Regions from separate parts of the Homo sapiens genome. Here region 2 is linked to region 1. A link is an interaction called in ENCODE POLR2A ChIA-PET data of the cell type or tissue named here. Cell type or tissue: CD4-positive, alpha-beta T cell. All regions are shown on one strand. Each heading gives the region's core, and the rest is flanking DNA. Links, peaks and the distances in the headings are about the cores only. Region 1 holds the start of AGMAT (agmatinase (putative)). Region 2 overlaps PLEKHM2 (pleckstrin homology and RUN domain containing M2).

Region 1 (14,806 bases), core at 4,534-12,533:
TCCTGGCAGATGTTTCAGCCCAAAAGCTCTTCTACAGACCGGTTTAGAGCTGGTGCCCTATGAGAATATTAGGGAGCTTTTATTTTAAATTGAACTTTACCCTTGTCCATGCAAGGCATTCCTCCTGAATGCATCCATGAATTTGTTTACTTTTGCGTCAAACATATGAGCCATTGTCATGCTCAGCCTGTGCCACCATTGCTCTGTCTGATGTATGTAATCATACAAGACCTGATTTTGGTTCTAACACAGTGGTCTTTGACTATCAACATTGATGTTTTTAGAGATGGGTTCTTCTGGTTGATACAGACTATGCATTGCGTTTAGCAGATGGGGTAAAACTGGCCTAAAACAAGTCTTTGCAGAATACATGCCAATTTCCAAAAAAAAAAAAAAATTTGTTGCTCAGGTGTTGCACAATTTTTATCTAACACTGAGGCTATCAGCTCCAACTAAACAACATTTCAGTGGGTGAGGCTGCCCTAACTTCCATTAGGGGCCATGGTCTCACTGCCATCACTTATTAGCCATGAGAATTTGGTTGTAGTTTTCAGGTAGGTTGGTTTCTTCCTCATTTGCAGCTTGTTGATACTTGTTCCTTTTTATTTATTAACATCCCAATCAATTTGCAGCTGCCATCATTACATAAATATTTTTCTGTTATAAAAAGAAGTGTGATCTGTTTTTTTAGTGATTTCCTTTGTTTGGGAATAGAGATTGGAAGCACATACTCAGACCTGTTTTGTTAACTAGAATTCTTTAAAAGCTGATGCCAAACATCTTTACAGAGGAACTGTAGTTCACATCCACCTGTCTGACATTGTCCCCTAAAAACAAGTGCAGTGTGGCAGCTGCTGAATCTGTCTGTTCAGTTTGTCAAGGAGGATAATTATGCTTGGGAGAGATCTGAAAAGAAGGTGAATATTTTGCACTTTTGATACTCTTAGGAACAAATAACTTATTTGGCAAATTGTTTCTTTTTTATGTTTTGGGTGTTGTTTTTGTTTTTTGACTTTTTTTGTATTGTGAACAGGCACTGAAGCTGATGTTATTTTAAGATTACAGAATGGAAAAAGAAATAAACTATTTTAATGTCTGATAATTATGGGGTAGCCCTTGCATTGCAAGATGATGATTTGATTATGGACACATTATCAACAGAATTGAATTTGCATGGAACTCAAGACACGCTTAAGATCACCACAGCATAACTGCAGATTTCAGGAATTACAGTCATAGAGGGTACATCAACTTGAAGAGTAGATTGAGTCTTACAGGAAGTGAGTTACAATAAGTAACATTAAGAGCCCAGCTGCCAGCCTGGCCAACATGGTGAAACCCCGTCTCTACTAAAAATACAAAAATTAGCCGGGCGTGGTGACGCATGACTGTAATTCTAGCTACTCAGGAGGCTGAGGCAGCAGAATTGCTTGAACCCAGGAGGCGGAGATTGCAGTGAGCTAAGATCGGGCCACTGCACTCCAGCCTGGGGGACAGAGCGAGACTCCATCTCAGAAAAAAAAAAAAAAAAAAAAGCCCAGCTGACATTTTCCAGTTTTGTTTTGTTTTCTGGGGTTTTTTTGTTTTGTTTTGTTTTGTTTTGTTTTTTAGTAGAGACGGGGTTTCACCATGTTGGCCAGGCTGGTCTTGAACTCCTGACCTCAGGTGATCCTCCCGCCTAGGCCTGGGATTACAGGCGTGAGCCACTGGGTCCGGCCTGCTTTTTTTTTTTTTTTTTTTTTTTTGGAGACGGAGTCTCACTCTGTCACCCAGGCTGGAGTGTAGTGGCATGACCTCAGCTCACTGCAACCTCCACCTCCCGGGTTCAAGCAATGCCCCTGCCTCAGCTTCCTGAGTAGCTGGGACTATAGGCACGCGCCACCACGCCCAGCTAACTTCTGTATTTTCAGTAGAGATGGGTTTTCACCATGTTGGCCAGGCTGGTCTCGAACTCCTGACCTCAAGTGATCTGCCCACCTCCGCCCCCCAAAGTGCTGGGATTACAGGCATGAGCCACCGTGTCCAGCCTTAGGTTTTCTAGTTTAGAAGACATTTTGTGTACCCTTCTAGGCCTCTGAGCAAGAAGTTTCTTCATTAGGCTCTCCGTGTTACTTTATACTTTTTACTTACGTTCACAGTGGTCCTAAAACCAAGATGCAGCCCTAAGCACCTCATAGGAGAAGCTGTATTTTTTTTTTTTTTTTTTGAGATGGAGTCTTGCTCTGGCACCCAGGCTGGAGTGCAGTGGTGCGATCTCAGCTCACTGCAGCGTCCGAGGAGGAGCTGTAGTTTAAAGGAAGATACTCAATACTCTAGGAAGCAGATCATCAAAATTTTAAAAAGCGGCTGGGTGCGGTGGCTCATGCCTGTAATCCCAGCACTTTAAGGAGGCTGAGGCGGGCGGATCACCTTAGGTCAGGAGTTCAAGACCAGCCTGGCCAATGTGGTGAAACCCTGTCTCTACTAAAAATACAAAAATTAGCCAGGCGTGGTGGCAGGCACCTGTAATCCCAGGTACTCAGGAGGCTGAGGCAGGAGAATCGATTGAACTCGGGAGGCGGAGGTTGCAATGAACCGAGATCATGCCATTGCACTCCAGCCTGGGTGACAAGCAAAACTCTATCTCAAAAAAAAAAATGTTTAAAAGGAAGATATAGAAATATGGAATGCTTATACAGTATTATTTCATAGTTTTTTTAAATGTCATGTTTCTAATGTTTAGATAATCTTGAAAGAAATTCTCCTCACTTCCCCTTTATCCTCCATCTTTCATCAAAGGAAAAAAAATCAAAGCAGTACAAGTACTCCTTTTTTTTTCCCCCAATTAATCCAAGTTCCTTAGAAATGTTGCTGTTTGGGTGAGAATTCTACTGATTATCCCGACTTCACAGCCAGCAATGACACTTTCAGCAGAAAGTTTTCTTGGCATAAACTCTTTAGTTCTCAGACTGCTTACTCATAAGTTCTTCTTGAGAACTTGTCAGCGACGCAATCTGTTTTGTCTTGAAGAGCACAAGACTCAGACGGTTGTCACTTTGGGGAGAGCACATAGCATCTCAAACAGCAGGTTAGCCGCCAGCAGGGCTGTGTTCCCTAAGAAAAAGTAAAACCTCACATGAATACCCTGCAGACGACCCGCTGAGCCAAGCCTTGGGACTCCTCAGCTTTCTCTTCCCCTTGTGCCTCCTTTTCCAGAGCCCTGTCTTGTGCACCCCTCTAGGGTGCCCGCCAGCTGTGAACACGCTTGCCCAGGCTCTCTGCCTCCATCAAGCATCATTTGGGAATCATATTTTAAAATTCAGAAAGTTCTTTGTTTACTCTGAGAACAGATTTTTCCCAAAGGAGAACCTATAATAATGATGTGTACTGTATTATCTATCCTCTGAGGTCGATAGGCCTAATTCCATAAGTTTGTCTACATTAAAATTATTGGGATGGCGTCTGCTTTGAAGATCTTAACCAGCTAAGTTCCTATTTGATAAATATTAACATATATTATTTATGCTTTAGAATTCACTTTGCAATGAAACATCAAAGGAGACGGGGATTGGGCCACCCTGTCACTAGACTACAGGCTGGTTTCTTTCTCTTCTGCTGATTGGTGGGCAAGCTAATGATACTTAACTACCTCCTGGGGGTTTTGTTAGGGTTAATGAGCTCATGTTTGTAAGGTGTGCAGTAATAGGTGTGTTTTCTTCACCATTGGACATGCTCAGCTGCTTCCCCAAGTCATATAAGGGACTCATCTTTTTTTTTTTTTTTTTGAGATGGAGTCTCGCTCTGTCACCCAGGCTGGAGTGCAGTGGCGCAATCTCAGCTCACTGCAACCTCCGCCTCCTAGGTTCTAAGCGATTCTCCTGCCTTAGCCTCCTGAGTACCTGGGATTACAGGTGTGTGCCACCACACCTGGCTAATTTTTATATCTTTAGAGAGATGGGGTTTCGCCATGTTGGCCAAATTGGTCTTGAACTCCTGACCTCAGGTGAGCTGCCCACCTTGGCCTCCCAAAGTGCTGGGATTACAGGCTTGGGCCACCATGCCTGGCCCCATTTTCTACTTATTAACTAGCTTCGTGTAATTTAAGCTACCGGCTGCCCATGGATCTCAGTCTCTTTGCTTACTCACCAGAAAGATCATACGGTGGTGAAACTTCGACAAGATCACAGCCCATCACGTTCAGGCCTTGACAACCCCTGATGATCTCCAGAGCCTATTCAAGATCAAGACTGAGTTGTCCACAGTGGTAATCATTTACAGTGAAAAGCACCCAGTAGAGCTTTTCCCAGCCCACGCCACCCTTTGACTTGGAATTGGCTTTCCCTCCATAAACATTTGTTGACTGCCAGGCACACTGGCAGGCCTCCCAGAGAAACAGATAATGCGTACACAGTCCCTGCTCCTCAGGGCTGCATGGTGTGGTGATGGAGACAAGGAAACCAATCGTTTCAATGTCATGCACCAAGGGCTTCAAGGAAAGCAAGCCCAGAATGGTATCAGCATAGGTAATAGCCTGGAGAGGTGGGTAAGGCTTCCCCAAGGTGGAAATACCCAGTTCAAGGGATAGGCCAGGCAGAGGGAAAAACACAGGCAAAGGCACCAAGATGGGAAAAGTTCAGGTAGTAAGATGTGGCCAGAAGACAGAGTAAGTGAGGGAGACTGATGGGAAGAGAGTGACCTTGTCTGAAAGGGTTCCCATCCTGCAGGTGAAAAGCCCAGAAGGTTGCTAAGCAGAGGGATGAGGAATGTGTTTCAGAAATCCCTCATGAGAAGAGAGGATGGTTACAGCCATTTCAAGAGAGAGAGTTATGGCCACCCTCCTTTAAGATCTTAGAGGATGTAAGGTACTTGATTAGGTTTAAGCAGTCTTCATTCATTTACTCTCAAATGTCTTTGAGTGCCTACTATTTGTATTAGGCACTGTCCTAGGCTCCAAGGACAAGGTAGGGAACAATACATAGGTCCTGCCCTTGGGGAGATTCTAGTCATAACCATTCTGCCCCCGTGCATTTACTCCCAGCACACATTATTGGAGCTTTATTTGGGTGTTTCTAAAACTCTTGAGCTTACCTTGGCAGGTAATTGTGCCATCACATGCACTTTTATTTATTTATTTATTTATTTATTTATTTATTTATTTATTTTTGAGACAGGGTCTCTGTCACCCGGGCTATAGTGCAGTGGTATGATCACGGCTCACTGAAGGCTTGACCTGCCAGGCTCAGTTGATCCTCCTGCCCCAGCCTCCCTAGTAGCTGGGACTACAGGTGCACACTAGCACACCAGACTAATTTTTATTTTTATTTTTAGTAAAGATGGGATCTCACTATGTTGCCCAGGCTGGGCTGAAACTCCTGGGCTCAAACGATCCATCCACCCTGGCCTCCCAAAGTGCTGAGGATAGTGCCTGAGCCACCGCGCCTGGCCCGTTGTATGCACTTTTATTTAAATTTAACCCTAAAAAGATAAGTTTAGTGTTTTTGTTTGTTTTGAGATGGAGTTTCACTCTTGTTGCCCAGACTGGAGTGCAATATCATGATCTCGGCTCACCACAACCTCAGCCTCCCAGGTTCAAGTGATTCCCCTGCCTCAGCCTCCCGAGTAGCTGGGATTACAGGCATGCGCCACCATGCCCGGCTAATTTTGTATTTTTAGTAGAAATGGGGTTTCTCCATGTTAGGCTGGTCTCAAACTCCCTACCTCAGGTGAACCACCCGCCTGATGCCTTGGCCTCCCAAAGTGCTGGGATTACAGGTGTGAGCCACTGCGCCCGGCCAAGTTTAGTGTTTTTGTTTGGTTGGTTGGTTGGTTTTTTTTTTGAGGTGGAGTCTTGCTCTGTTGCCCAGGCTGGAGTACAGTGGCACGATCTCAGCTCACTGCAACCTCCGCCTCCAGGGTTCAAGCAATTCTCCTGCCTCAGCCTCCCAAGTAGCTGGGATTACAGACGCCTGCCACCGTGCCGGGCTGATTTTTGTACTTTTAGTAGAGACAGGGTTTCACCATCTTGGCTAGGCTGGTCTCGAACTCCTGACCTTGTGATCCACCCGCCTCGGCCTCCCAGAGTGCTGGGATTCCAGGCGTGAGCCACGACACCTGGCCAAGTTTAGTGTTCTTTTTTTTTTTTTTTTTTTTTTTTTTTGAGATGGAGTTTCACTCTTTCGCCCAGGCCAGACTGCAGTGGTTCTATCTCGGCTCACTGCAAGCTCTGCCTCCCGGGTTCATGCCATTCTCCTGCCTCAGCCTCCTGAGTAGCTGAGATTACAGGCACCCGCCACCGCGCCCGGCTAATTTTTTTGTATTTTTAGTAGAGACGGAGTTTCACCGTGTTAGCCAAGATGGTCTCGATCTCCTGACCTCGTGATCCACCCACCTCAGCCTCCCAAAGTGCTGGGATTATAGACGTGAGCCACCGTGCCCGGCCAAGTTTAGTGTTCTTAAGAGAGGATACTATAATGTTGTTCCTATGAACTGTTGTTTTCATGACAGATGAACTGAAGGCAGGAAGAGCAAATAAAGGACAAAATAAGGGACTATTATATCCCAGATAGGAAATGAAGGCCCTTGCCAAAATCAATCACCCTTCAGTAAGAGGGTATTCAAACTTATCCTCAGCCCAGAGAACAGAAAAGGCCTAGGTGCTCTGCTCTTAAAATCCTACCTTGGCAGCCAGGCGCGGTGGCTGACACCCGTAATCCCAGCACTTTGGGAAGCCGAGGTGAGTGGATCACGAGATCAGGAGTTCAAGACCAGCCTGACCAACATGGTGAAACCCCATCTCTACTAAAAATACAAAAATTAGCCGGGCGTAGTGGCATGTGCCTGTAATCTCAGCTACTCAGGAGGCTGAGGCAGGAGAATCGCTTGAACCTGGGAGGCGGAGGTTGCAGTGAGCCGAGATCGCACCACTGCACTCCAGCCTGGGCGACAGAGTGAGACTCCGTCTCAAACAAACAAACAAAAATCCTATCCTGATTCCTAAAGATTCGCTTCAAGTCCCAGGAAAATGGGTGTTAAGTGTCTCCACCCCCAGGATCTTCACTGGTGGAATCTCCTTACCTGACTAGGAGTGAGACCAGCAATTTCAGGTGTCCCTGTCCCTGGCGCATAGGCAGGATCCAGAGCGTCAATATCAAAGCTGATATAAATGGGTTTGCCTCCCATCTGCTGCCTGACTTCCCCCATCAGAGGAACCAGCGACTTCATCCAGCAGTCTTCAGCCAGGACTACCCGGAAGCCCTGCAGAGACAGGGACTGAGGTTTCTGTCTGGCAGCATTTACAGGGCATTTCCTGTTTGCCAGCCCCATGCTCAGCTCTGTGTGCACATGACACTTGACCCTCCATCTCCATGAAGAGGGAACTATCCTATTTTACAGGTGAGGAAGGGAGGGACAATGAGTGGTAAGGAAGCAGGGTCAAAGCTGACTGATGGAGTTGGAATCAGAGAGAAGCTTTGCTAAAGCAAGAGTGGGAAACAGCAGCTCACGCTAGCACCTTTTGAATTGCTCTGTCCAGAAGACTGGCCTTGGCACGCTCTAAAAGCAAGGGATTTGGGTCTGTTCCATTGGGGTCTTGTCATACACGTCTATCTGAGAGCCATTCTGCCTAGAGGGTACGAGGACCAGAACTAAGAAGGTGGCAACTCATCTTGGGTCCGGACTTCCTCCCCTCTTTTTTTTTTCTTTTGAGATGGAGTCTCACTTTGTCACCTAGGCTAGAGTGCAGTGGCGCGATCTCAGCTCACTGCAACCTCCACCTCCCACGTTCAAGCAATTCTCCTGCCTCAGTCTCCCGAGTAGCTGGGATTACAGGTGCGCACCGCCACACCTGGCTAATTTTTGTATTTTTAGGAGAGACGGGGTTTCACCATGTTGGCCAGGCTGGTCTCGAACTCCTGACCTCAGGTGATCCACCCACCTTAGCCTCCCAAAGTGCTGGGATTACAGGTGTGAGCCACTGTGCCCGGCCTCCTCCCCTCTTCTAAGCCAGCACCGTCCGAGGGGTTGGTCGATTTCTGCTTGTCTCCCCCGCCCAGCGATAGACTTCCCATGGCCCATAAACCAACTTCCTCACTCCTATGCTCCTTATGCCCCTGATGATGCAAACTCAGCCTTGTATCCCTGCTTCAGACTTGATTAGTAAAGCCCCCGCTCAATCCCTGGCTGCCACTGGTGAGGCAACGGAGAGGAAGACATTTTGAGGGGCAAGGGTGGGGGGCATTCGGTCTGTCACCTGGCTCCGGTTGTATCTGTAGGGATCCAAGGTCGTGGAAGAGCCCCGGATGCCAATCTGCACCACACGCTTACAGTCCAGGAGACCCTCATCCACACACCGGCGGAAGGGCGCCCCGTGGTAGAGCTTCTCTCCTAGGGCCTTGTCGGTCGTGTCCGTGTGCGCATCCACGTGCAGCAGCCCCACTGGGCCATGCCTGATGACAACAGGGCAGCTCAGAGGCCAACCCTCCCTGTGGGGCCCTAGCACAGCCACCCTTCGGGCCACCAAAACTTGGTGACAATTCACAGCCAAAAAGGGGAGACCTGGCATCCGTTTTCTGCCTTGCAACTGGTTCCTGTCTTCTTGAGATCACTTTGCATCTCAGAGGAACAATAAACTCACAGAAGTCAGGCAGGAAATAGACATGTTTTGGCTGCCACCCACACCTATCACCCAGAATTTGCTTCACTTAGAGACAGGATGAGAATCAAGGGTGGTGGCACAGGGGAGCTTGGCTGAAGGCTTAACTAAACCAAGACACACCCTTTCTCCAACCGAGGAAGAGGAAGCTTTAATCCAGCTCTCTCCATAACCTCCATCAACCCCTGCCAGCCACCCAAAATAAACATCTGATCCAAATCCGTGAGGAATAAATGCAGCTTTGAGCAAAGACCTGCACCCTCCCACCTCCAACCAGAATGCCACCCACATGTGCTTCCACAGACACATTCTGGAGCTGCCACCCTCCACCCGGGTCCTTCTGTCTCTTTCTCAAACTAAATTAGCCAAAGTCGGCCAATCCTGGGTAGACTTCCACTACTGGCAAATCAGTCTTTTGATTGAGAAAGGTGCCCTTTCAGGAGGAAACAAGGGCCTCTCAGCAAGGTCCACCATTGTGCCTGTCAGTGTTTGTTTTTGGCCATTGAAGCAAAACAGAAACTGAAGTTAACTGAGGTTGTGTATTTCACTAGAGGCTCATCTTCCAAAAACAGAAGCAAGTTGAAAATGCTGAGCACACATACCAGGAGAGATCTAGGGCAAGGGAGGGTGGCCAGAACTGTTAATAATAAATTGTCTTGGCTTCTAGCTGCTGACTGACAGAGACACCTGGAGCTCAACCTTAATTTTGATCCCCAGAAGCAGCTCATAACCTGAGCCAGCAGCAGTCACCTAATGCCACCAAACAGCAAATAACTCATTCCCTAGCTTCTGGCTTTTGAAATCTTGCTGGGCCCAAGCCATTTGAGACTTACTTTTTTGCCATCGCTTGCAATATGGGATATGTGATTGTGTGATCTCCACCTGCAAAGAGGAAGAAGAAAACATCTGGAAAGTGAATTGGAGGATTACATAGAATAATCTTTTTTTTTTTTTTTTTTTTTTGAGATGTAGTTTTGCTCTGTTGTCCAGGCTGGAGTTCAATGGCACAATCTCGGCTCACTGCAACCTCTGCCTCCCAGGTTCAAGCGATTCTCCTGCCTCAGCCTCCCGAGTAGCTGGGATTACAGGTGTGTACCACCATACCTGGCTAATTTTGTATTTTTAGTAGAGACGGAGTTTCACCATGTTGGTCAGACTGGTCTCAAACTCCTGACCTCAAGTGATCCACTCGCCTTGGCCTCCCAAAGTGCTAGGATTACAGGCATGAGCCACCATGCCCAGCTGAATAATCTTAACTCAATTTTCACCCTTTCAGCCTGGGGGGAGTTATAACCACAGCTACAGTAAGATCTTATAGAATGGCAGGATGCTGAATGAGCCTGGGAGGTCAAGGCTGCAGTAAGCTGTGATCGTGCCACTGCACTCCAACCTGGGCGACAGAGTAAGACACTATCTCAAAAAAATGAATAGCTTGCTGGGCACGGTGGCTCATGCCTGTAATCCCAGCAGTTTGGGAGGCCAAGGCGGGCAGGTCACCTGATGTTGGGAGTTCAAGACCAGCCTGACCAACATGGAGAAACCCCGTCTCTACTGAAAATACAAAATTAGCCGGGCATGGTAGCGCATGCCTGTAATCCCGGCTACTCTGGAGGCTGAGGCAGGAGAATCACTTGAACCCAGGAAGCGGAGGTTGCGGTGAGCCAAGATCGCGCCACTGCACTCCAGCCTAGGCAACAAGGGTGAAACTCCATCTCAAAAAATAAAATAAAATAAATAAATAAATAGCTTGAGCCTAGAAGTTTGAGACCAGCCTGGGCAACACAGCAAGACCACGTCTCTAAAAAATAAAAATAAAAATAGACCAGGCGCAGTGGCTCACACCTTGGGAGGCCAAGACAAGCAGATCGCCTGAGCCCAGGAATTCAAGGTCCACCTGGGTAATACATTAAGACCCCGTCTTTGCAAAAAATACAAAAATTAGCTGGGCATGGTGACAAACGCCTGTAGACCCAGCTACTCGGGAGGCTGGAGTGGAAGGATCACCTGAGCCCAGGGAGGGCAAGGTTGCAGCGAGCCATGTCGGCACCACTGCACTCCAGCCTGGGTGACAGAGTGAGACCGTGTCTCAAAAATAAATAAATAAAAGAGGAAATTAGACAAGTTAAGAGCTACTCTAGGAATTGCCTTTTCACAGTATTCTAGGAAAATGCCTAGAATAGCTCTGTTCAATAGAACCTTCTATGATGATGACAATGTTCTATCTGCACTGGCCCATATGGTAGCCACTATCCACATGTGACACACATGTGACATACATGTAGCTAATATGACTTAAGAAACTGAATATTTTATTTTAATTAATTTGAATTTAGGCCGGGCGTGGTGGCTCACGCCTGTAATCCCAGCATTTTGGGAAGCTGAGGCGGCGGATCACCTGAGGTCAGGAGTTCGAGACCAGCCTTGCCAACATGTTGAAACCCTATTTCTACTAAAAATGCAACAAATTAGCTGGGCGTGGTGGCACGCGCCTGTAATCCCAGCTATTCAGGAGGCTGAGGCAGGAGAATCACTTGGACCCAGGAGGCGGAGGTTGCCGTGAGCCAAGCGGGACAACAAGAGCAAAACTCTGTCTCAAAAAAAAAAAGAATTTAAGTAGCCACATGTGGCTAGTGGCTACCTTACTGGACAGCACAGACCTAGGAAAGTATTCTTTCTGATAATAATAACAGTTAACATTTATTGAAGCTTCAGATATGCCATGCATAGGTCGGGCGCAATGGCTCACGCCTGTAATCCCAACACTTTGGAAGGCCGAGGTGGGCAGATCACCTGAGGTCAGGAGTTCGAGACCAGCCTGACCAATATGATGAAACCCCGTCTCTACTAAAAATATAAAAATTAGCCGGGCATGCTGGCGGGCGCCTATAATCCCAGCTATTCAGGAGGCTGAGACAGAATTGCTTGAACCCGGGAGGCGGAGGTTGCAGTGAGCCGAGATCGTGCCATTGCACTCCAGCCTGGGCAACAAGAGTGAAATTCTGTCTCAAAAAAAAAGAAAAAAAAAAAAGATATGCCATGCTTGATGCTGGGCATTTCATGTGCACTTTCATTATATGCCCCTCACATCATGCAGTGAGTAGGTGTTACTGTGATCATTCCCATCTTACAGGTGAGGGTGTGAAGCATCAAGCACGGTATACAGCAACATTGCTAGGGAGAAGTGCAGCTGAGACTTCAAACCATGCCATCGGGAAACCACACTCCTCCCACTATGCCATGCAGGCTAGGCTCTCTAACTTGGCAAAAATGAATTTGGATATTTAGGAAAAGATCCCTGTCATTTTAAGTATTTGTGAACAAGAGAAAAAGTGAGAGTGGGTCAGGGGTGAGGATAAGGGGAAAGCTGCCCTATAGGTTGATGTAGACCCTGAGCAGGACAAAAACACCCTCTTTGCAGTTCTCCTCGCAAATAAAGTCATTAGAAACATCATCTTGGCCAGGCGCGGTGGCTCATGCCTGTAACCCCAGCACTTTGGGAGGCCAAGGTGGGCGGATCACTTGAGGTCAGGAGTTCAAGACCAGCCTGGCCAACATGGCAAAACCCCGACTCTACCAAAAATACAAAAATTAGCCAGGCATGGTGGTGGGCGCCTGTAATCCCAGCTACTTGGGAGGCTGAGGCAGGAGAATTGCTTGAACCCAGGAAGTGGAGGTTGCAATGTGCCGAGATTGCACCACTGCACTCCAGTCTGGGTAACAGAGTGAGACTGTCTCACACACACACATACACACACACGTGAAATATTCTCTCCCCAGGGATTAAAATAAATGAATTACAATGCTCTCTTTCCTACTGTCTGCACATTTGCAGTGGCTTGCAGGGGAGAAGTAGCTGTACTCAAGCCCCTGAGTACAGGATAAGTAAACCCTGAGTGCAGGGAACTACTCTGGCTCTTGCAGACTGACATTACCCAAGGTCAGAGGAATACAGCCAGCTGCTACAATTTTCTCATAGGCCTCTTGAATTCGCCGGCAGCTGTCCTGAAGGTTGTAAAGATTGACATTCACATCGCCTAGGTCTGCAACCATGAGGGACTGGAAGGGGAGGGCCCCCGTGCTAGGATTGACTGTCCCAAGCATCACTGATTCTTCCCGGATGCGGCGAGGTCCGAATCTGCAGAAGGAAGAATCATCCTGTCAGCCATCATCTGCAGAGATTTCAGGCTTTGCTTAGGCCAGGGCTTCTCAGCCTCAGCAATTTGGGGCCAGATGATTCCGTGTCGCGGCATTGCATAATGGAATGCTTAGCAGCATCCCGGCCTGTACTCACTAGGTGCCAGTAGCACCCTTCCTCCAAGGTGTAACAACCCAAAACGCCTCCAGATACTGCCAAATGTCCCCGGAGTGCAAAACCGCCCCACTTGAGAATCACCGATCTAGGCTATGTATCGAAGAGACTAAATAAGTGTACTAAATGGCATTAGTGAATTTCATGATCTACCTGAGTCTCAGTTTCCTAATTTGTAAAATATTTACCTTGCACTGTAGTAAAAATTAAATGAGGTAATCTATGCAAAGCACCTTGCACTTAGGAGACATTTAATAAGTGCTGGCTTTCATAATTCAGATCAGTACGGTCAGATATAGTGTTGCTGAGCTGAATCAGAAATTGCTGACGTTCAATAACTAGGAAGATGAATTTTGCTTCCTCCGACTTGATCCTAGGAAAATTGCCTTCATTTGAGCATTTCTTGAGTCAGGTGACATCTTCAGATTTGGGGAAGGGGCAGCCAGTTTCTGCTCTCAAATGCAATGTCACCTGCCACTGTAAGCTGGGGAGAGGAGAGGGGAGGAATCCACAGCAGCCATCCCAGCAAGGCCCCAGGATGGGGACACAGAGAAGGTTCAGGCTCCAGAATCCCTTCTTTTTTCTTTTTTTGAGACGGAGTCTCACTCTGTTGCCCAGGCTGGAGCGCAGTGGCGCAATCTCAGCTCACTGCAACCTCCGTCTCCCGGGTTCAAGCGATTCTCCTGCCTCAGCCTCCCGAGTAGCTGGGATTACAGGCCCGCGCCACCATGCCCGGCTTTTTTTTTCTTTTTTTTGTACCTTTGTAGAGACAGAGTTTCACCATGTTGGTCAGGATGGTCTCGAACTCCTGACCTCGTGATCCGCCCGCCTCAGCCTCCCAAAGTGCTGGGATTACAGGCATGAGCCACCGGGCCGGCCAAAATCCCTTCTTGACCAATGATGACACTAAGATGTGGGAGGCCACGCCCATGTTGAGCCCTGGGGTTTGCTTATTGAGGGTCCAGGTAAATCAACCATCTCAAACCATAAGGGGCATTTTGGAGCCGGCCACCAGCTTCCAACTCGACCCGGGGCCAGCAGGGGCGCCTGTCTCGGTGCTTTCCATGCCCGACAGCCAGCAAGCAGTCCCTCCACGTGTACCCGGCCCCCGTCCTTCCGGCCTTACCTCGCCCCAGGCCGGTTGGAGGTCCCAGTATCCAGGGGCACCCCGATGAAGGCAGCGTCCAGCCCCTCGGGGGAGGTCTGCACCGGCAGGCGCATCATGGAGCAGACGCCCACCGGCCGGGCCACGAACTCGGGGCTGGGGGGCTGGTTCCGGGGCGCGTCGGAAGCCTGGCGGCTCTGGCGGCGCCCCGGATGAAAGAGCCCTGCGGCAGGACGCGCGCCCACGCCGGGCCCCGGGCCCCGGGCGCACCCGGACGCCAGCAGCCTCAGCATTGCCGCGCGCGGCCAAGACCTCACCGACCAAACCGCCCGCGAGGCCGCCGCGATCTGGCTGGTCCCGAACGGCGAGGCGAGTGTGCACGCGCCAGAGCCGGAACCCGAGCCGGCTCAAAGGTCAGGGGCGCCCTAGGATCAAGGCGGGGGAGGGGCCCCAGGACCTGCCGTGCTCTCCCCTCAACCCCTCTGGACTTCAGCCTCTGGCAAATAGAGTCAGGCTGGGGGTGCCCACTGGCCGGCACTGTGCCAGGGGTGTCTGCGCCCTGCTCCCCACTGTGGCCTTCAGCAGCCTCTTCTCCCATTCAGAGTAATTGTTTGTTTTTATAGAGACGGTCTCACTGTGTTGCCCAGACTGGTCTCCAACTTCTGGACTCAAGTGATTCTCCCACCTTGGCCTCCCAAAGTGCTGGGATTACAGGTGTGAGCCACAGCAGCCACCCCAGAGTAATATTTTTAAAGCCAGAAAG
Region 2 (14,806 bases), core at 3,231-11,230, 120 kb after region 1:
AGGAAGTGGGGCCTTCCAGATGGTCTTCCGAGGACAGGCGTGACCTGTCTTAAGAGGGACCTGTCTTAAGATTGCCAAGGGTTCTGCAAGATGCGGCTGGAAGGTGCTTTCTGTGGAAGCCATGTAGCCTAGTGGACACAAACGCAGGCTTCAGCGGTATGCAGACTTGGGTCTGGGTTTGTAACTGACCATCTCGATCCTGGCAGATGACTGGACCACTGTTCGCATCAGCAGTGAGAACCTTCTACTAATGCTATAATGATAATTCAATTATATGAGAGAACACACTTACAGCACTTAGCACAATACCTTGCTTACAGTCAGGCCTAAATAAAAGCCACCATTACTACTTGCAAGCGTCTCTGTGGACTCTGCAGATCACCCTTGTGCAGTCTTCAGTGAGTGGTGGTGTTTTTTGTGTTTTTGTTTTTGAGACGGAATTTCGCTCTTGTTGCCCAGGCTGGAGTGCAGTGGCACGATCTCAGCTCACTGCAACCTCCGCCTCCCAAGTTCAAGTGATTCTCGAGCCTCAGCCTCCCAAGTAGCTGGGATTACAGGCATGAGCCACTACGCCTGGCTAATTTTGTATTTTTAGTAGAGACAGGGTTTCGCCATGTTGGCCAGGCTGGCCTCAAACTCCCTACCTCAGGTGATCTGCCTGCTTCGGCCTCCCAAAGTGCTGGGATTACAGGTGTGAGCCACCGCACCCAGCCGAGGTTTTTTTTTTTTTTGTTTTGTTTTTTTGAGACAGTCTTGCTCTGTCACCCAGACTGGAGTGCAGTGGCATGATCTTGGTTCACTGCAACCCCCTCCTCCTGGGTTCAAGCAATTCTCGTGCCTCAACCTCCAAGTAGCTGGGATTACGGGCACAGACCACCACGCCCTGCTAATTTTTGTATTTTTAGTAGAGACAGGGTTTCACCATGTTGGCCAGGCTGGTCTCAAACTCCTGGTTTCCAGTAATACACCCACCTTGGCCTCCCAAAGTACAGTCGTGAGCCACTGCCTCCGGCTTCAGTGAGAGTCTTATACTACACTGCTGTTTCTTCAAGCTCCAACTTTTTCTTAAAAGGCCACATGGCAAATATTTTCAGGCCGTATAGTCTTTGTTGAAACTGCTCAGTTCTGCTCAAAAGCAACCAAATGTGTATGAGTGTGGCTTTGTTCCAATAAAACTTTATTTACAAAAATAGGTATCAGGCTGGTTTTAGCCCACAGGCAGTAGTTCGCATACGACGCATGTGTTCATATGAAAAAGTCCTTGCCAAGGTAGGCCAGGGATTACTTCCAGAGAAGTTGGTGCACCAGTGCTATAGTTAACCAAATCTCTATTGTAGCTGTGTTTTTGCACATTAGGCTTGTGGAGTGAATGTGGACACTTGTAAATCCCATCATGTGTCCCTGTATTCAGTTATTCAAAACTATTTAGTGAGCACCTTCCCTAGAACCTCACCATCATAGGCCCTAGGAAGGTTCATATGAACAGGCAGATGAGTATCTGCCCTCATGGAGCTGACATTCTAGAAGAAAAAGAAGGTGATAAATTCGTAGACAAATACAGAGATGATTTCAGATCATGGTAAGCATTATGAAGGCATTAAAGCAATGTGATAAAGAATTGGCAGGGAGGTTTGCTTTGGAGACGATCAGGGAAGATTCCCTAAGGCAATGACATTGCATCCTGCAAGGGACACTGAGTAGGATAAGAGAATGAAAAATGATTCTTTTTGTGTGTGTGTTTGTTTGAGACAGGGTTTCACTCTGTGGCCCAGGCTGGAGTACAGTGGCACCATCATGGCTCACTGTAGCCTTCAACTCCTGGGATCAAGCGATTCTCCCGCCTCAGCCACCTGAGTAGCTGGAACTACAGACATATGCCACCACGTCCAGCTAATTTTTAATTTTTTAGTGTGGAGACAAGGTCTCACTATGTTGCCCAGGTTGGTCTCGAACTCCTGAGCTCAGGTGATCCTCCCACCTCGGCCTGCATAAGTGCTAAGATTACAGGCATGAGCCACTGCACTTGGCCGTAAAATTATTCTAAGAAAATAGTTGTTTTTAAAAACACACAAATAGCTCAGAAGTACATAAAATGAAAAGTAATTGCCCCTGTTCTCCTACCCTTTAAAAGGGATAAATGAATTGTAATAGGGTAACCATCTCTCAGTTCCTGGGTCCTGACAACCTTCTCTCGCCTCAGTCTCCCACCCACTTCGGTTTGGGCAGACAGTGCCTCACCGGCGTCGGCTCTGAGTGAAGTTCTATTTCTGGCCAGGCACACTGCCTTGAGCAGGAGTCTCCCAGTCCCTAGTCGGGATCGGGATTTACTGGCGCTGGTGAATGAGCCACAGCTGTTGTTCAGCCCAGCCTGTCTGTGCAGTTGAAAAGGCTGCCTTGCATGGTGAACTTTTTCTCATTTTTCTACTCCTGAGATAGGTTAGATCTGCAAGTACAAAAAAATTAGCTGGGGGCGGGGAGGCGAGGCAGTGGGCATAGTGGCTCACAACTATAATCCCAGCACTTTGCGGGGCTGAGGTGGGAGGATCACTTGAGTCCAGGAATTCAAGACCAGCCTGTGCAACATAATGAGACCCTGTGTCTTCAAAAATAAAAATAAAAAATTAGGTGGACATGGTGGCACATGCCTATAGTCCCAGCTACTCAGGAGGCTGAGGCAGGAGGGTCACTTGAGCCCAGAAGTTCGAGGCTGCAGTGAGCCAGGATCATGCCATTACACTCCAGCCTGGGTGACAGAGTGAGACCCTGTCTCGGCGGGGGAAAAAAAAAATTAGCTGGGGTAGCTCATTCCTGGAGAGGGACTGGTAGGTAGGTAGATGTAAAAATTGTATTGACTATTTGGTTTAGATCAATAGTTTTGTTCTCTGTGGCTTTACAGAAAAACTCATAAGAGTTTTAAATGTTCTCAAAATCCCTAAGGACCTGAGTCACCAGGACAAAGATTTACATAAAATAGTATCTACACACACGTTACAAACTGAAGTGTTAAGGGTCAGTGTGCCTTCTGCCTGCTCCTCTTCCTCCTTTTCCTAAATTCTCAGTAGCTATTTCCCTTCTTTCCTCTCTCCCAGAGTAAAGGCTGTCTGGTGAGGGCGGGGAGGGACCTGAAGGTCCCTAACCCGGAAACCATGTCGTGCACAGAGGGATCCTGACCCCATGAGTAACTCCACCCAGGCTCAGGAGGAGATACTAGTGGAGAAGTGATAACTGCTTTTTCTGAGCCCTGCCCATTCACTTTTTTCGTTTTTTGGTTTTTTTGTAGAGACTGAGTCTCCCTGTGTTGCTAAGGCTGGTCTTGAACTCCTGGCCTCAAGCCTTCCTCTCACTCCAGCCTCCCAAAGTGTGGGGTTACAGGTGCAAGCCACTGTGTCCATGCCCCATTCACTTTTTCTTTTTTTAATGGAGTTTTGCTCTTGTTACTCAGGCTGGAGCACGGTGGCACGATCTCGGCTCACTGCAACCTCCTTCTCCCTGGTTCAAGTGATTCTCCTGCCTCAGCCTCCCAAGTAGCTGGGATTATAGGCATGCACCACCATGCCCAGATAATTTTGTATTTTTAGTAGAGATGGGGTTTCACCATGTTGGTCAGGCTGGTCTTGAACTCCTGACCTCAAGTGATCCACCTGCCTTGGCCTCCCAAAGTGCTGGGATTATAGGCGCGAGCCACCGTGCCTAGCCACACTTTTTTTTTTTTTTTTGAGACAAAGTCTCTCTCCGTTGCCCAGGCTGTAGGGCAGTGGCGCAATCTCGGCTCACTGCAACCTCCACCTCCTGGGTTCAAGAGATTCTCCTGCCTCAGCCTCCTGAGTAGCTAGGATTACAGGTGCCCACCACCACACCTGGCTAATTTGTGTATTTTTAGTAGGGATGGGGTTTCACCATGTTGGTCAGGCTGGTCTTGAACTCCTGGTCTCAAGTGATCCGCCCGCCTTGGCCTCCCAAAGTGCTGGGATTACAGGCATGAGCCATCTCACCCGGACCCATGCCCGTTCACTTTTAAGATATGGTTCTCCTTTTACGAAATGCTTCTCTGACGTCAGGTTTCTGTTGGAAACCTTGTGACACTGTGTGGTCCTTTCCATCCCATCACAGAACAACCTGGGCTCGCTCTCTCCATGGTTTGGCCATGGCTTAGGCCTATCCAGATTGAAAGGCCCTGTGTGATGATTTGAGGCCAGGCAGAAACTCACTGGGGTTTAACAGAAACAGGTCACCATCTGGCAGCAACAGGCTGTTCAGACGGGGCTGACTGTCTGTGGTCATTCTGCCATTATGGCTAACACTCCGGAGCTTCAGATGGAGCAGTGGTCTCCCTCAGAACTCATCCAGCTGGAGCCCAGTGTGAAAAGAAATTCCCAGCAAAACTAAAATTCTGCTGCCAGCTGACACAAATGTTAGGTCTGGAAACATTGAGTAAGAGGCAGAGTGGTCCACACAAGCCTTAATGTGGAAAGGCAAGAGCTGGTGTTCAGTTCGTGACAGTTGTGGGGAGAAGAAGGTTGGCATTTGCAGGGATTGTGGGGCTCCTGGCTGGGTCATTCCTACCTCAGGAGTCTCCAGTGCCCATCTCAGGCATCAGGATTCACCACCACGGCAGGAGTGTGTTGCTGCTGGAGCTGGCAGTGCCCTTCTGTCCAACGGAAGCAGTAGAGCTTTTCTCATGACAGAAAGCTCTCTGGGTTGCCACCTCTGCTGATAAAACAGGTTTCTTGGCCAGGTGTGGTGGCTCATGTCTGTAATCCCAGCACTTTGGGAGACCCAGGCGGGCAGATCACGAGATCAGGAGTTCGAGACCAGCTTGACCAACATGGTGAAACCCCGTCTCTACTAAAAATACAAAAATTAACTGGGCATGGTGGCACATGCATGTAATCCCATCTCAGGAGGCTGAGGCAGGAGAATCGCTTGAACCCAGGAGGTGGAGGTCGCAGTGAGCCAAGATCGCGCCACTGTACTCTAGCCTGAGCGACAGAGCGAGACTCCATCTCAAAAAAAAAACACAAAAAACAAACAAACAAACAAAAAAACAGGTTTCTAAGCCTGGGATCTGGGAACTGCCATGCAATAGAGAATGAGCAACTCTGGGCCCCGAGCTCTCCTCCTTGAGGGTCTAAACCAGGCAGCAGGGCCGGTTGGTTTGGGTGAAGTCTCCTTTCCAGCCCTATCCTCCTTGGTGTTGCTCATTCCAGGTGCAAACATCCTAGAACTTCCATTTGAGGCAGGTGAATAAGGATGATTTCTGGGAGAGTCCTTTCCGCGGGAGATTAAAGTTTAGGCCATTGATCTATCCGTTATTGAAACCATCCAGGGTCCTGAGAGCTTCTCCTAACCTCTTGCCAGTGAAGCAGGTGGCCCTCTACACAGATATTCTCCTCCATGCTGTGTATTTTGTTTTGTTTTTTTTTTTTGTTTTTTGAGACAGAGTCTCACTCTGTTGCCCAGGCTGGAGGGCAGTGGTGTGATTTCTGCTCACTGCAACCTTCACCTCCTGGGTTCAAGTGATTCTCCTGCCTCAGCCTCCCAAGTAGCTGGGATTACAGGCAGGCACCACCATGTTGGGCTAGTTTTTGTATTTTTAGTAGAGACGGGGTTTCATCATATTGGCCAGGCTGGTCTTGAACTTCTGACATCAAGTGATCCACCTGCCTTGGCCTCCCAAAGTCCTGGGCTTATAGGCATGAGCCACCGCACCTGGCCTCATGCTGTGTACTTGTAATTTATCTTTTCCTCCTTTGCCATAAGTGTCTACAAACATTGCACAAATACATAAGGAAGAAGGTATTAGTTTCTTATAATTCCCTTCCTCCCCAGATAACTGTATTTAACAGTTGGAACTAACAGATTCTGAGAAACCCAATATTATGCGAGTACAAGGAAGGAACTGATGCGTGCTTGAAATACACAAAAATCTCCAAACTTAATTTTTGAGGGTAATCAACCTTCATTGTTCACACTTTTGCTCCAAGTTGTTTTTGGTGTTCACAGACTGCTGAGGCATGAGAGTCCTGAACATGTTGAGAGGAAGGGGAGTAATAAAACCACATGAATCCTTAACATTTAGTTTATTCGGCACCTGTTACATGCCAGGCCCTACAGTTGGCATGTTTACATGTGTTTCCTGGGTCAGTGGCCCATGATGTCGGGGCACTTTGGGTTTTTTGGGGTTTTTTTGGACAGAGTTTCGCTCTTTCACCAGGCTGGAGGACAGTGGCGCCATCTTAGCTCAGTGCAACCTCTGCCTCCCAGGTTCAAATGATTCTCCTGCCTCAGCCTCCCAAGTAGCTGGGATTACAGATGCCCATCACCACGCCTGGCTAATTTTTGTATTTTTAGTAGTGATGGGGTTTCACCATGTTGGCCAGGCTGGTCTCCAACTCAGGTGATCTGCCCGCCTCAGCCTCCCAAAGTGCTGGGATTACAGGTGTGAGTCACCGCACCTGGCCTTGGGGTTTGTTTTTTGAGACAGGGTCTTGCTCTGTCACCCAGGGTGGAGTGCAGTGGTGTGATCTCAGCTCACTGCAGCCTCGACCTCCCAGGATCAAGTAATCCTCCTACCTCAGCCCTCCTGAATAGCTGGTACTACAGGTGTGCACCACCACGTCCAACTAATTTTTTCTATATTTTTTTTTTTTTTTGTAGAGATGGAGTTTTGCCATGTCGCCTAGGCTGCTCTGAAACTTCTGGGCTCAAGCCATTCTCCACCTTGGCTTCCCAAAGTGCTGGGATTACAGGCATGAGCCACCACACCCACCCGATGCCTGTTTAACACATGAGGGAATGGAGTTTAGAGAAGTAAACTGCCAGAGGTTATTAAGCTCACAAGGAGCAGGGCTGGGATTCAAACCATTTTCTGGCTCTTGCTCTTTCCCATTTCTCTGACCCTTTTCCTTCTCCATGGTGTTGGTCTTGAAGTAACAGATAACACGTCCCCATGGGTCAAGTCTGGGGGCCAGTCCTCCATAAAACCACCTAACAAATATTTGTTTTTATTGTTTTGTTTTGTTTTGAGACGGAGTTTTGCTCTTCTTGCCCAGGCTTGGAATACAGTGGCACAATCTTGGCTCACTGCAACCTCCGTCTCCTGGGTTCAAGCAATTCTCCTGTCTCAGCCTCCCGAGTAGCTGGGATTATAGGCGCCCGCCACCACGCCCGGCTAATTTTTGTATTTTTAGTAGAGACGGGGTTTCATCATATTGGTCAGGCTGGTCTCGAACTCCTGACCTCAGGTGATCCGCCCGCCTCGGCCTCCCAAAGTGTTGGGATTACAGGCATGAGCCACCGCGCCTGGGCACAAATATTTGTTGAGTGAGTATTATGTGCTGAGCACTCTTCTCGTCATAGGAATCAACAGTGAGCAAATCCTACCAAGCTCCTTCCCCCGTGGGGCAGACATTCTGGAAGAGGAGACAGACATCAAACAAATTGCAGTGGGATAGGTGTACACCCCAAGTCCTCCCTAATGTCCTTTACTATCCATTATGGATTTGTAATCCAGGAAGGTCCATCATGCTTTCTAGCCTTGTATTTACGTTTTCAGCCTGTAGAATATCTGACTGTATTGCACGGGCCTTGGAATGGCAGCAAGGGTCCCCCCAGGATCCCCCAGCCTAACATTGTGATTTAGACAGTGACAGAGTGAGCATTTCCCTTGGCCATACTTGGGTTGTCTGGGTGGGGGAGGCACTCATGAGGTGGTGGTGTAGGCACAGGAGAGGAAAAGGGAAGTGAAAGATGAACACGCCAGCTGAAGCTTCTGTGCTTTGAAAGCCTGGTTAAAATGAGGCTTTGAAAAACTCCCTTCTCCTCCGCCAGTGCCACACACAACACTGAGCGTGCAGAGCTCAGAAAACCGAGCTCAGGGTCTCTGCCAGCTCCTGCTTCCGTCCCAGCAGTAGAAGAATGGAGTAGAATCGTGTGCACTCTGTTTTTCAGGCCATTGGCTGGCTTCTAGGTCTCTGGTGTTCGCTGAGGGGCCCCTTGGCAGAACCTCTTAGCAGTTTTCTCCCCACCTTAAGAGGAGTCCTCGGTCCCTCCGTAAGAAGTCAATCCCTGTGCTGAGTTCTCAGCCAGAGTAATCATAGTACCTTGAGGCTTGCACACTCCCCTTCCGGGAAGAGGAAGCATTTAGCTGCTTTTGGAAACCATGTTCTGTCAATTATGCTAGAGATCTGTGCCCAAGTAGGCTAGTCACTTTCAGCTGTCATTTTTCCTACACCACAAAGAAAGCACAGAAAAATGAAATCCACAGAAAAATGAAATGCACAGATAATTCAAGTACCTGCTTTTTTCCAGCTTTCCCCCTGCATGTCTTTCTTTTTCTTGAGACAGGGTCTCACTCTGTCACCCAGACTGGGATGCAGTGGTGCAATCACAGCTACTGCAGCCTCTGCCTACCAAGTAGCTGGGACTACAGGTGTATGCCACCATGCCCAGCTAATTTTTTTTTTTTGTACATTTAGTAGAGACAGGGTCTCGCCATGTTGCCCAGGCTGGTCACCCCCTGCATATCTTTCAATAGAGCTGCCAGTAAAGCAGAGAGTCTACCAACTCTCCAGCAGAAGGACTAATGAGCAGTAATTTCGGAGGTGGGCAAAGAAACCTGTGCAATTAGCTGCTGTATTTAGTGGCAAATGAATGGTTAAGAAGCATTGATTTCACCAAACTTGCTTAAAGATCGATGCAGTCCCATGGTGGATAAACCCTTTATGACAGCTCTACACGTTGGGGGACTTTACCAGACCCAGGTTGCCACCCAGTCTGGGCACACGCCCTTCCTGGCTAGGGGCATTGACTGCCCTTCTAAGACATCGCTGAAGGACAGCATTTTTCTTTTTAATATTATTTTTATTTTTTATTTTTTATTTTTAGAGACAGGGTCTTGCTCTGTCACCCAGGCTGCAGTACACAACCATAACTCCCTGCAACCTCAAGCTCCTGGGCTAAAGCAATCCTCCCGCCTCATCATCCCAAGTAGTTGGGACTATAGGTGTGTGCCACCAGGCCTGGCTAATTTTTTAGTATTTTGTAGGGACAGGGGTCTTGCTATGTTGCCCTGGCTGGTCTTGAACTCCTGGGCTCAAGCGAACTTCCTGCCTTGGGCTCCCAAAATGCTGGGATTATAGGTGTGAGCCACCACTCCCAGCCAACAGCATTTTTGTTTTTCTTTCTTTTTCTTTCTTTCTTTCTTTCTTTTTTTTTTTTTTTTTTGACATAGTCTTGCTCTGATGCCCAGGCTGGAGTGCAATAGTGCAATCTTGGCTCACTGTAACCTCTGCCTCCTGGGTTCAAGTGATTCTCCTGTCTCAGCCTCCCAAGTAGCTGGGATTACAGGTGCGCACCACCACACCTGGCTAATTTTTTGTATATTTAGCAGAGACAGGGTTTCACCATGTTGGCCAGGCTGGTCTTGAACTCCTGACCTCAGGTGATCCACCCACCTCAGCCTCTCAGAGTGCTGGGATTATAGGTGTGAGCCGCTGTGCCTGGCCAACATTTTTCATATAGAGCAACTAGCCTCATTGTTTTTGAATTGCAAGATCTCTGATTGGTTCTTATGCGGGGGTGATTTCTGGGCTTTCTTGCTCTATAATTCACTATAATTTGATTGCCATTGAGAATGAAATATTTTCTAGGCTATGGTGCAGTGGAACCTCAGGTGAAGGATTTTAAAATTAGGGGAGTAGGCTTGACGCAGTGGCTCATGCCTGTAATCCCAGGATTTTAGGAGGCCAAGGCAGGAGGATCACTTGAGCCCAGGAGTTTGAGACCAGCCTGGGCAATATAGTGAGACCCCATCTCTATTATTTTATTATTGTTATTATTATTTTATACTTTAATTTCTAGGGTACATGTGCACAATGTGCAGGTTTGTTACATAGGTGTGCAGGTTTGTTACATAGGTGTACATGTGCCATGTTGGTTTGCTGCACCCATTAACTCGTCATTTACATTAGGTATTTCTCCTAATGCTATGCCTCCCCCTGCCCCCCACCTCACGATGGGCCCCAGTGTGTGATGTTCCCCGCCCCGTGTCCAAGTGTTCTCATTGTTCAGTTCCCACCTATGAAGGAGAACATGCAGTGTTTGGTTTTCTGTCCTTGTGATAGTTTGCTCAGAATGATGGTTTCCAGCTGCATCCATATCCCTGCAAAGGACATGAACTCATCCTTTTTGATGGCTGCATAGTATTCCATGGTGTATATGTGCCACATTTTCTTAATCCAGTCTATCATTGATGGACATTTGGGTTGGTTCCAAGTATTTGCTATTGTGAATAGTGCCACAATAAACATATGTGTGCATGTGTCTTTACCACATCTCTATTATTAAAATAAATAAATAGGAGAGTGGGCCGGGTATGATGATAAGGTGGGAGGATCGCTTGAGCCCAGGAGTTCAAGACTGGCCTGGGCAATATAGTGAGACTCCATCTCTATTATTATATTACATAAATATATTAATCTAGGAGAGTAGGCTGGGCATGGTGGTGTGCGCCTATAGTCCCAGCTACATGGAAGGCTGAGGTGGAAGGATTGCTTGAGCCCAGGAGTTCGAGACTGTAGTGCACTATGATTGTGCCTGTGATGAGCCACTGCACTCCAGCTTGGGCAACATAGTGAGCCCCCATCTCAAAAAAAAAAAACAACAAAAATAAAATTAGCAGTGTACATCGGAAGCATTGCAGTTCCCTGGGGCTGGTGAAGCGGCAGGCACCCAGCAGCTGAAGCCTCTGTTGACATCTCATGTTGTCTAGGAGGGAAGCAACTGGGACATTCCTGATGTGGTCCCCTAAATCCTGCAGAGCCCCATCGCTGAAGCCCTGGGGATAGCCCATGGCCCCTGCTGCTCTGCCCTGCTCAGTTTTTTGTTTTGTTTTGTTTTTTTAATTTTATTTTTAGAGACAGGGTCTCGCTCTGTCACCCAGGCTCGGATGAGCACTTCTGGGGTGGTGGCAGCTGATGTCCTGACTGCTTTATCTCCAGGTGGGATGAAGCAGAAGGAGCTCCAGAAGTAGCTACCCCTGTGTGTGAGCACACCTGGCCAAGACTCTGCAGTACAGTAGTAGGACGCTGGCCAGAGCTAGGGTGTGCAGGAAGTGCCCCTGTCTCCCTGGGCTCCGGTCTCCCTGCCTATAAAATGAGGGTTGTGGCTAAGTGATTATTTTTCTGATTTTCATTACATTCAGTAGTCAGTTTCATTCACTGATAACTTCTCCCTCTCCCTCTCCTTAACTCCAACTCCCTTCACACACCCTTCTGCACAGGGCAGGACATTCTTACTGAATGGGAGGCCCCAGGAAACTCTGCTTCCTAACCAAATGGTTTCTAAGGGCTCTTCTGCTCTTCGATAATGAAATTCCTCAGCCCTGGCCAGCACCCAGCCTTGTCTTAGATCGCAGAGGAGAGTCTCTGCAGAAGTGCTGCTGGCAGTAGTGATTTATTCCTTGGATCACATGAAAATGGGGTGTTATTAGCTGGGCGCGGTGGCTCACGCCTGTAACCCCAGCACTTTGGGAGGCCGAGGCAGGTAGGTCATGAGGTCAGGAGTTCAAGACCATCCTGGCCAAGATGGTGAAAACCTGTCTCTACTAAAAATACAAAACAATTAGCCATGTTGGTGGTGGACGCCTGTAATCCCAGCTACTCAGGAGGCTGAGGCAGGAGAATCGCTCGAACCCAGGAGGCGGAGGTTGCAGTGAGCCGAGATCATGCCATTGCAATCCAGCCTGGGCAACAAGAGTGAAACTCTGTCTCAAAAAAAAAAAAAAAAGGGGGTGGGGGTATGTTATTAGCTGGGTGCGGTGGCTCACTCCTGTAATCCCAGCACTTGGTGAGGCCGAGGTAGGTGGATCACCTGAGGTCAGGAGTTTGAGACCAGCCTGACCAATATGGTGAAACCCCATCTCTACTAAAAATACAAAAAATTAGCTGGGCATGGTGGCAGGTGCCTGTAATCCCAACTACTCGAGAGGCTGAGGCAGGAGAATCGGCTGAACCTGGGAGGCGGAGGTTGCAGTGAGCCAAGATCGTGCCATTGCATTCCAGCCTGGGCAACAAGAGCACAACTCCATCTCAAAAAAAGAAAAAAGAAAAAAAAAAGGTATTATTAGTCTTAGGAAGCTTGGCTAAGACTTAAAATACCCCAGCTGGCCGGGCACGGTGGCTCACGCCTGTAATCCCAGCACTTTGGGAGGCCAAGACAGGTGGATCACGAGGTCAGGAGATCGTGACCATCCTGGCTAACACGGTGAAACCCAGTCTCTACTAAAAATACAAAAAAAATTAGCTGGACGTGGTGGCGGGCGCCTGTAGTCCCAGCTGCTTGGGAGGCTGAGGCAGGAGAATGGTGTGAACCCGGGAGGCGGAGCTTGCAGTGAGCCGAGATTGCGCCACTGCACTCCAGCCTGGGGAACACAGCGAGAATCCCTCTCAAAAAAGAAAAGAAAAAAGACCCCAGCCTGCCTGCCTCACTTGTTTGTTTATTTTCTGCTCCCTGTGTCTTTCTGAGGGGATGGATGTCGAGCACTGGCCCTTCCCTTACATTCACAAGAGGCTGCGCCTGAAGCTGCAGCAAACTGCTGATGCAAGCTCGGGGGGGTAGTCGTTATGGTGGCCTCCCTGAAGGGACATTCAGTAGTTGCAACCACATGGCCCTTCTCCAGCTGTCACTGATACGGACGGGTCGCCCAAAGGTAAATGACAGCAGGTAGCTTGAGCTCCACCTTTCCCCTGGGGATCTGCCTTGTAAGGGAGGAATGTCTGTGAGACCAGAGGGGCAGTTTGCCCAACCAGTGACCATGCTGTGAGTAGAATTCCCAGACGCAAGGTGGGCAGTGGCATGTCACTTTCCATGGGACGCGTCCTCACCCACCTTGTACCTACAGCATCGCCATGTGAGGGGCAGCCTCCAGGACTCAGTGGACCAAGAGGGCCCCTGCAGTGCAGTCTGGCTCGGAGGTTGAGATGAGCTTATTTAGCTGTGGCCATCGTGGATGTAATCCTTAAAGAGGTGATTGGAGGTGAGGTGGGTGGTAATCCACCCATTCTTCAGGTGGGTTTTTTTTTTCTTTTTTTGAGATGTAGCCTTGCTCTGTTGCCCAGACTGGAGTGCAGTGGCACAATCTCAGCTCACTGTAACCTCCGCCTCCCAGGTTCAAGCAATTCTTTTGCCTCAGCCTCCCAAGTAGCTGGGATTACAGGCATGTGCACCACCACGCCCAGCTAATTTTTGTATTTTTAGTAGAGATGGGGTTTCATCATATTGGTTAGGCTGGTCTCGAACTCCTGACCTCAAGTGATCTCTCCACCTTGACCTCCCAAAGTGCTGGGATTACAGGCATAAGCCACCGTGCCCAGCCTTTTTTTTTTTTTTTTTTTTCGAGGCAGGGTCTCACTCTGTTGCCCAGGCTGGAGTACAGAGGTGTGATCATGGCACATTGCAGCCTCCAGCTCCTGGGCTCAAGCAATCCTCCTGCCTTAGCCTTCCGAGTAACTGGGACTATAGGTATGCACCACCACGCCCAGCTAACTTTAAAAAAAAAAAAAGTTGCTAGAAACAGGGTCTTGCTATATTGCCCAGCTGGTCTCAAACTTCTGGCTTCAAGCAATACTCCCGCTGACTCAGCCTCCCAAAGTGCTGGAATTACAGGCGTGAGCCACAGCGCCCAGCCCTCAGGTGGGGTCTATTCTGTTTTTGGATTTCCACCTCCTAGACCTGTCCTGCTGAGGCTCTTCCAAACACTCTTGTGTAAATAACGTTTGGTCTCCATGGAGCCCACAGGGAGGCTGCTGTTACCTGGCGGCCTTCTCCCTGGGCATCACAGGAGAGTCGAACCTGCCAGGCCAGGCCGGGCCGGGCAAGGTTTCTTAGGTATCCTTAGGTCTGTGTCTGCGGTGGCTGAGCAGGGATGGGGCAGGCACAGCGGTGGAGCCCCACAGTGGCCAGGCAGTTAAACAGGCACGCTTACAGCCATCTGTCCAGCCTCTCCTGTTGTTGGAGCAGGCGTTTTTATCCTGCTCTGTAAATAGGGAAGTGTGACCCCTGCTCCCCTAGTATAACTTGCGAGTTGACAGCAGAGTTAGAATCCAGATCGCCCCTCTTTTGGGCTGGGCAGGGTTGCAGCCTCTTTTTGACCTTGTCTGACGAGGGAGAAAGGAAGGACGTCACTTGGAACTGTCTTATGTTCATTTGGCTGTTTATCGTCTTTCACAGCCACCTTTGAGTTAATTATTAGAGACCAATCTGGAAGGATTTCTTCGTATCAACCATAGTACTAGAAATTGTTTTGTGGGTGTATGAAGATCAGAGAGAGACGGGACAGAGAAGGCCGGGCTGTGGCAGCTCAGAGCAGAGAGTGGGACTCACCCTGATTAAAATTCTCTGAGTCAGGCATTTCTTGGCTTGTTGGAGTGTACCACCCACACTTCCCCGAAGCAGTCTTGTGACGCCCAGCCTTCCCAGAGCGCCTGGGAGCCCTGTGCTCCTGGCTTTGGGAGAGTCTGGGATGAGCTGAGCTAGCTTTTCCCGGCCCTGGTGCCTGAGCACAACCGAAAAATCAGCAGCAGGGACAGGAGAGCAGCTGAGCAGGTCTAGAGCGTGGTCTGGGAACATGCCTTTGAGACAGAGGCCTCAGAGTCCGTGGACCTTAGGGAACCACCATGTTTAAAAATTTACCTTAAATCTGAATCTCTCTCTTCATTCTCAGCTGACCTTGCTTACTTTTGAATTTTCTTCTGATGACAACTTTTTCATCCTCCCACCATGGAGCATACTGGCCCACCTGCTTGTG

Evidence for each region. Peaks named below come from ENCODE experiments on the same cell type or tissue, not always from the same donor. Only the 100,000 strongest peaks of a DNase experiment are listed, where the experiment ranks them.
Region 2: POLR2A ChIA-PET joins it to region 1 with 12 read pairs; 12 of 35 experiments call an interaction of 5 or more read pairs at or near these places.

What each region holds. Positions count from the first base shown.
Region 1 is chr1:15,570,632-15,585,437 of GRCh38, forward strand. AGMAT (agmatinase (putative)) reads right to left here and starts at 14,420. Exons shown (of 7, transcript NM_024758.5): 1 at 14,065-14,420; 2 at 12,562-12,764; 3 at 9,463-9,511; 4 at 8,228-8,423; 5 at 7,054-7,233; 6 at 4,126-4,210; 7 at 1,068-3,093. The coding sequence starts at 14,336. The coding sequence ends at 3,020. It overlaps DNAJC16 (DnaJ heat shock protein family (Hsp40) member C16), which reads left to right. Exons shown (of 15, transcript NM_015291.4): 15 at 1-1,102. RefSeq lists an enhancer at 13,913-13,962 and a silencer at 14,073-14,402. In CD4-positive, alpha-beta T cell, for the core only: no CTCF peak of the experiment used is centred there; a DNase peak (open chromatin) is centred at 8,610; H3K4me3 peaks cover 749 bases; H3K27ac peaks cover 4,102 bases.
Region 2 is chr1:15,689,343-15,704,148 of GRCh38, forward strand. The region is part of intron 1 of PLEKHM2 (pleckstrin homology and RUN domain containing M2); the gene reads left to right. Among named protein-coding and RNA genes, the nearest start is that of PLEKHM2, 12 kb to the left of the region's middle. RefSeq lists enhancers at 7,654-7,703, 7,714-7,763, 7,774-7,833, 7,904-7,973. In CD4-positive, alpha-beta T cell, for the core only: no CTCF peak of the experiment used is centred there; a DNase peak (open chromatin) is centred at 7,779; H3K4me3 peaks cover 1,121 bases; H3K27ac peaks cover 2,197 bases.